Regions from separate parts of the Mus musculus genome. Here regions 1 and 2 are each linked to region 3. A link is a loop called in an ENCODE intact Hi-C map of the cell type or tissue named here. Cell type or tissue: heart. All regions are shown on one strand. Region 1 overlaps Ppp3ca (protein phosphatase 3, catalytic subunit, alpha isoform). Region 2 overlaps Ppp3ca (protein phosphatase 3, catalytic subunit, alpha isoform). Region 3 overlaps Ppp3ca (protein phosphatase 3, catalytic subunit, alpha isoform).

Evidence for each region. Peaks named below come from ENCODE experiments on the same cell type or tissue, not always from the same donor. Only the 100,000 strongest peaks of a DNase experiment are listed, where the experiment ranks them.
Region 1: it touches region 3 in a loop (1.8-fold over the local background); 2 of 42 quality-filtered maps call a loop at or near these places.
Region 2: a loop joins it to region 3, with 2.1 times the contacts of the local background. A loop is called at or near these places in 3 of 42 quality-filtered maps.

Annotation. Positions count from the first base shown.
Region 1 is chr3:136,801,608-136,804,107 of GRCm38, reverse strand. All of the region lies in intron 2 of Ppp3ca (protein phosphatase 3, catalytic subunit, alpha isoform), which reads right to left. Among named protein-coding and RNA genes, the nearest start is that of Ppp3ca, 130 kb to the right of the region's middle. In heart, no CTCF peak of the experiment used is centred here; a DNase peak (open chromatin) is centred at 1,317.
Region 2 is chr3:136,776,428-136,778,927 of GRCm38, reverse strand. The region is part of intron 1 of Ppp3ca (protein phosphatase 3, catalytic subunit, alpha isoform); the gene reads right to left. Among named protein-coding and RNA genes, the nearest start is that of Ppp3ca, 110 kb to the right of the region's middle. In heart, no CTCF peak of the experiment used is centred here; no DNase peak of the experiment used is centred here.
Region 3 is chr3:136,724,064-136,726,563 of GRCm38, reverse strand. All of the region lies in intron 1 of Ppp3ca (protein phosphatase 3, catalytic subunit, alpha isoform), which reads right to left. Among named protein-coding and RNA genes, the nearest start is that of Ppp3ca, 55 kb to the right of the region's middle. In heart, no CTCF peak of the experiment used is centred here; a DNase peak (open chromatin) is centred at 1,163; H3K4me3 peaks cover 748 bases; H3K27ac peaks cover 694 bases.

The DNA.
Region 1 (2,500 bases), 78 kb before region 3:
CAAAACAACAACAAAATTTAACCTACAGATTCCTTATTTTAGCAATGACCTCGGATGTTGGGGTTATGGTTCAATGTTATGGGCACTTGCTGCTCATACAGAAGACCACAGTTGGATTCCCAGCACGCATATCAGGTGGCCCTGTAATTCTACCTCCAAGGGATCTGACATCCTTTCTGGCCTTGAAAGCCACTTGCATAATGGTGGCACTCACATACCTAGACACACACATACACACACATAAATTTAAAAAAACTAATATCTTTTTTTAAAACAGAAATTTCTAACTAATTTATATGGCACTTCAAACTTCCAAACTACTGCAGTAAGACAAATATTAATAAATTTGGAGGGGGAGTTAGAAATAGGGAAAATGATAAAAGGATACCTGCTGCTTAAATTACCGATATTTAACTGCTGTTTATTGATATGACTGACATACACAGAAATATAGAAACAAATATACCCTGGAGTTCCCATATGTTTTAATTTTGCTATTATTATAATTTACTTTGAGCAAATCAGTTGAATATTTACATGAGATCTGTTCTGACACAGAAGAGCACCCACAATACAGTGTACCTGGAAAGCCTTAGTCATACAGACAAGAGCCCGGGCAGAGCAAGGTCTTCAGTGATGAGACTCTGACCCTTCTATTCACACCAGATCTCACAATGCAGAATTTCAAGAGAATCATTATGACCCAGAAACTCATTAGATATTCAAAGTCTCTGTTCCAGACTCGAGACCTCTGAAAACATCCAGGGGTTGACTCTGATTGGTGTTCCCATCTGGAAAGGCTAACCACCATGGTACTTTCAGTCCCGTTTCTCATTTGTTAATGAAAGGTCAACAGGGTAGGATCAAGAAGTGAAAAGATGAGAAAAATAGACATTATCTTCTCCATCGTGTGTGTGTGTGTGTGTGTGTGTGTGTGTGTGTGTGTGTGTGTGTGTGTGTGTGTGTGTTACCTCACCTGCCAGGTCAGAACTACTGATTTGCCGCCCCTGGGCCAGGTACCAATAGGATTAGGACTGCAGAGAGAGCCCTGAAAATCTGGCCACTGAAAGTGCAAGTTTCAGAAACTGCAGAAAGGTAATATTCTGTCCCCATGTAAACTAAGTCCACACTCCTTCCTGGTGACAAATGATAGTAGGGTAAGAATAAACACTGATCTTTTAGGTCCCACTAGGAATCCAATGCCACTTAGCTCTCCCCAGAGTTGCAGGCAAGGGGAATTCTAATTGATGTCAGCTGCTTCAAGGGAAGGGCTACCGTGACCTTAAACTTGGCCCCAGGTCCACTCTCACATCCAGGAACAAAGCCAGAGGGTTCTCCTGGCAACTGCCTGATGTGCTAAATGGCAGGCCTAGCCATGGAGGGAATCCTGACCTGCACCAGAGACAAATCCGCCACTGCAGGAAGCAGACAGACGGAGAGATTAGCAGTTAGCCCAGATGATGCCCGCCCATGCCCTCAGCCCAGAGAGCAGAATCAGGGTTCTAAATCACTCTGCAGAAGCTGAAGCCCCTGCTCTGCCTCTGCTCCACCGACAGGCTCAGAGTACTCTGCTCAGCCAATAGGAAACTGGAGAGTAAGACTTTCCATAGGACATGCAGTACCAAGCTGGAATCTGCAAGAATACCTTACACTCATTGGCCTCCCTCTGCCAAAATCAGGGTTTCCTTGAAAGCCTGGTTCCTGACCAGAGTTGATACAACAGGACTGGCCCAGATCATTCCACTCTTCAGTTGCTTGCTCACCCACCTACCATACCAGGTTTTCAACAATAATCCTTGCCACCATTCAAAAGATGTCTATTTCAATTTGTGTTGTTATTTCCCACCCAGAAGGCTATTCTGCATCTTTTTCATATAGTAAAACAGAGGGACCCATTCAAACACTAGGTAGCCTGTCAGTTTTCAAGTTCTTTTCTACATTTCCCCCATTATCAGAGGCGTCTGCCTCAGCTCCTAACAAATTAAAAGTATCTACCTGTGGTGTGATTCCAAGGAAGGCCTTTAGGAAAGAAAAGGAAGCACGCTCCCAGTCCCAAGCTTCCTGAAGAGTTCTAGTTCATACCTGGCACAGGTTGGGTCCCAGTTAGGTTTGTTTTTCTTTTCTTTTTTTTTTTTTTAAGCTCTAATAATCTAATCAGTGGATACTGTCAGGGAAACCACTATACTATTATTTGGAAAATGAAAAGGAGTTTGGACTTTGAGACAGCTATACTTCCAAAGGTAAGAAAGACCATGCATGGCCTTTAGATTAGTGAGAGCTGTGATGTGCCTTTCGTTGGGCAGACAATGTTTCCTGCTATCATCTGTGTCCTTGGAGGGCAGCAACCAGGTCTTGCTCGCAAGTTCATACCCCACATCATCTATATCAGAGGTATAAATATCTATCATGTTGATTGACCAAACTGAGTGGTCACACTAATATCTAGCTGCTTTTTTTTAAAGTATCATGTATATACATTTGCAGAGGAGCAATTATAAAA
Region 2 (2,500 bases), 52 kb before region 3:
AGAAAGACAGAGAGAGGGAAGAAATACATACATATATACACACATATATGCATATATATGTATATACATGCATATATGTGTGTATATATATACATATATGTATACACACACATATATATATACACACTTCACACCCTGTTAATAACAGACTGATTTTTATTCATTATATTTCTTTCTCAAAAATCCTTCATTGTTAATTCTTGAAAAGGAATCAAAAATGTTTTCCCATATTTTCTTCTCCACCCTTTACCTCCCAGCCATCTATTAAGCAAAATAATGTTTTCTTAATTAGCTATGGTTTAAGCAATTTTTCTTTTCCCTGGCAGAGAATGGCAAACTATAGGAAAGGAAATGAAGGCTCAGCTCTGAATGCTTGGGAGTAAAGTTTGGTCACCATTCCAACGCCAATGTTACTTCTAACCGAAACAAACTCACTTCAGTTATTTTTATGTTTTGTAAATTCCTAATTAGATGAAGCTTATGCAATTTTCACAAAGAGAATCCTTGTATTCGGAATCCAGTCTAAAATACTTAGTGCCATGCACTCTAATAGACTGTAACAACAACAACAAAAAATGCCACTTAGCAAAATTATAAAGCTGAAATGTGATCCATCCAAAGCTGCATCACTAAGGCTCCACAGGAGCAGTAAAGGGGCTGAGCAAGGCAATCTCCACCCAAGAGGGGACAACTCAGAACTCTGCATTAACAACTTCCTGAGCTGACCAACAGAAAAGGTACTGAACATCCAGACCAAGAAAGAGTATCTAGTCTAAGAATGCCACAGCTTCATAAGCGAAATTCTTAGTTGCAAAGGGATGAAGAGGAAGCTCCAAGGGAAAGACATTTCACGCCATTACCTGCAGATCGCTACACACGACTTCACATTCGGAAACACTACTGAGCCATCTGTCAGGCTACGAAAGGGAAGTTAAACAGCACTGACAGTTCCCCGCTGCCGTTAAGTAACAGAGTTTAGGTGTGCACCCAGGTATGTCGACTCAATTCCACATGTCATGCCATGCTAAACTGCCTACTCTCTTAAATAAATTGGCACTCTAAAGAGCTTTCAAAAGCATGTTCAATTTTGAGACTATCAAATATAGTTCTGTTTACATGATGAATGAGAGCACCAGCATGGCCTACTATTTAAATTAGCAGGAAAAGACTCAGGCCACAGACTGTCCCTTAATGGGAAAACTTAACCTCGAGTCATACATTGTCTCTCGTCCCTAGTCTGGAGGGAGAAGGAAGAGGCCCTTCCATTTTCAAAGTAATAGATACACAGAGGTATCGTGTATTCAGTTGTGACAGACCGTCGTGTCCTGTTTAACATCTCCATGGGTAACCCTGGCAACGCGATTGAGATCAATACTGAGTATCATCATCACAGTCACCTGTACACAATGGACATTGCATAAAAGCAACTGTGTGAAGTTTTAAAAAAGAATCAAAAGTCTAACACATGTAAGTTAAACCTCACCTACATTCTGCATGAGAGAACACTCAGCCAGGGGTCCTGAGTGAGACTCAAGGGCCTGAGAATGAGCCAATGACTTGTCAACACAAGAGGAAGTACAATGGGTCGTTATACGCCCCTCTCCTCCCACAGCTTGTGGGTCACAATTAGACTGGAATAGAACAGATTCTTAATAAACTCGACAGAAGGAAAAAAGAGCAAAGAGAAACAGATGACAAAGGAGGAATGCAGAAAATTCTAGAAAACAAAGAAAAGGTGAGGGAGAAGAGAGTGTGGCAGAGTTGTAAAAATATATTCATGTTTGCTTTTTCATAAGGAATAGAGAAATGACCAATAACTCAAAAAAATAAGGTCTTGCTCTCACAGATCCCACAAAAGCAAATAATAGTTCAAACAGTAACTTCATTTTTATTATCTAAGATAACTTAGTTTATGTTAACTAAGGAAAAACCTGCACTATGTTATTAAATTACTCTTTGTTTTTTCCTTTTGGAAAAATAAAGTTTGGAAATGAACTATGGAAAAGCTGAAGCACCTACTCCCTTGTCACTGTTGAATTGTTGAATTTCCCCCCCTTGATTAAAAAAAAAGTTACACCCAAGTTTTGTCATAGTGCGTGATAGTATAAGGGCAACTTCTCACAAACATCAGGAAAACCCAATAGTAACTGCTCAGTTTAAATTCATTTCTGGAAACAATTGATTTAGAGAAAGCAACGGAAAAAAAAAATCTCATGCGGAACAGTGGAAAGTGCAGCTCACCATCAGCCCAGTAAAACATGTGCCAAAATAACAGGGGAGGCCAGTGATGAAGACAGACGCAAGAACACCTTCAGGTGGGTGGGATGAAGAGACCCAGTAGGGTAAGAGGAAATGGGTAGGTGAGAGGCTCATTCAAAATGTCCTGGAATTGATCCCAGGAGCCCGACTTTGTTTATGTCAGAGCTTCCTGATGATGTTAGCCTTAAGCCTGGCCTACACAAGGTCCCCTTGCCAACCTAGATTACATGGTGAGACCCTG
Region 3 (2,500 bases):
CATCCTGCCAACTCCTTGTCCCCCTGACTACCGAAATCCTGGTTCCCCATGAGTTGAAGGACCGACTGAGTCCAGTCATTGGCAATAAATCAGTCAGCAAGCAAGAAAAATAAAACTTGGAAATGAATGGTGCCTACCCATCATTGTAATGGGTGTTAGCAATGTTGCAGGTGGATGCACATAGGCAGCGCCACTTCAGCCCTGTCACTGTTGCTTCTCCAAAGCATCCGTGCTTTGAGGATGAATTAGACAGACATCCTTGCCACAAGCACCCTATCCTTCTACCCATCATTGCCATTGACAAAGCCCTACCATCCCCTTAAACAGCACCCGTGAAAAACTTACTCTGTCCAAACTTTTGGAGTTTTGATGGATCATCTAACATGGATCCTATAGCACACAATTTTCATATATACTGTACTCTATACTGGGAAGTATCCACAAATAGTCAACTTATGAAAACTAAGGTTTCCCAATGAAGCCTATTTTCCAATCTAAAATATGTTCTAAAAATATAACCATATAAACTATGTAATCAACAGATCTTACTTCACACTAGTCTCTGTCAGAACTACAGACTTGAGAGAAGAGCATTCCTGGAAGAGAAACAGAAACCAACCATTTCTCTCTCAGACAGGTTTCACATTTTAACATCAAAACACTAACCCAGTAGAACCCAAGATTAATAGATAAGACCCAGAATTCAAGTAAGGAAGATTAAAAGTCAAGAGACACAACAACTTTTAACAACAAGGAAAACCCATAATTAAATTCCATTCTGCAAACAGACAAAGGGGGAACAAAGTGGGGGTGGGGGGAACAAACCAGGAAGAAGTTCTAAGAGGGAAATGAGCTTCAGATAGCTTAGCTAGGGATCTGGGATGTGCGGTTTTGAAAGCAGAAGTGGCCACTGTGGAAATGAGGCAGCAGGAAAGAGAAAGAAAGGCAGGAAGCTGATGTACCTAACTAAGGGCACCTTCATTTCCAATCAGCACTCCTATGAGTGAAGAGATGCAAGGACTGCTAAATGGTTAATGTTGTCAATTGCACGTTATTTGGGGTCAGCAGGAGCCTGGCCAGGCAAAAGATAACTTGCAGAGTCATTTACCAGCTTCCACCGAGCAGGCTGATTGAAACCAGCTGAGCGGGTGACATCACCGCAAGCGGTTTACTATAAAAAGGGCTAGCTCCGTGAGGTCAGGAAGCAGAAAGAAGCCTGGTGAACAGAAGCCAAGCTGAAGAGGGAAAAGCCAAGGGAAGCTCAGAGGACGAGGAGCTCCTCCAAGCAGAGGCTGTGAGGAGCAATTCCCTCAGAGGCAGCTGTGGAAATAAAAGGTGCAGGGGAAAATTTTTTCATTTAAAGAGCTAGGACAGTCTTCCCTACCAGTACCATCACCAAAGAGAAAGGGAAGCTGAGGGGAGAAACTTAATTGGGCTCTTTCCAGCTCTCAGTGTCTGCAAGTGAACTGGAGTGTAAAACCATCACAGAACTAATACTCACGAAGTCTTTCTCTTGGTGTTTATTAAAGAAGCTCCACAAAAGACAAAGCCCCACCATAGTGGAACTGTAATAGTGCCAAGGATAGACAGAAGCCGCTGTCTTCTTGGAGCAGGTTTTGAGTGTATGGTGGCCAAAGGTAACTGAATCACCCAGATTTGTCACAAACTTTTAGCATTAGTGATTTATTCAAAACTAAAGGTTTAGAGGACCCCAATTTCAAAACGGTGGGTTTTTTTTTTCAAGTTTTTTGTTCACTCCACATGAACTAGAATTCGAAATAGAAAAAAAAATAAGTTGAGCATAATCTGAGGACATGAAAAGAGCATTTTCAAATCTAGAAAAATCAACGGTTTCGGGGGGGGCAATATTTGCTTTAAGTAAGACACCAGGTAAGTATTGAGTGTACTGCTGGTTCACATGCCCTTCTTCCGTGGAAGACGACAGCAGGGAAAGTGTAGACATTAGACCTGGTCAAAGACAAGAACAACAGGAGATCTAGCTCTCTGCAAGCTGATCTGGCAAAGAGAGGCTAGCTGCTACTAACATTTCAATCAACATAGCAAGTCCAAAAAGCCCATCACTGAAGACCATGAGTCAGGCTCAGAGCCTCATAGCTCTACCCTAGCTCCTCTGTATCCCACCCAAGACTGACAGCTTAGTTATATCTATGATTCCGTAAACTAAAAACTATGTTTAAACTGACTGAAAACAAGTGACAGTTTCTTTCTTGGGTGAAGGAAATTTCAAGTGTTCACAGTTGCAGAAGATGGCTGGCCACCACACAGGACAGTCCAGATATGGACATGAGCCAACCCTGTCAGGATAAATATGTGGTGCCTATTTTTTCTTCTATGTTTTTGTCCTTAATGGTCTTAAATCAGGAGACATGAAGATAACTTTCTGGATATCTTGTATGGTATTCCTGGGTACACCGACAGATTTAAGTAGTCGTACTTTAAAACTTCAAAATACATTGACATCACTTCTGGACTCTTCCTT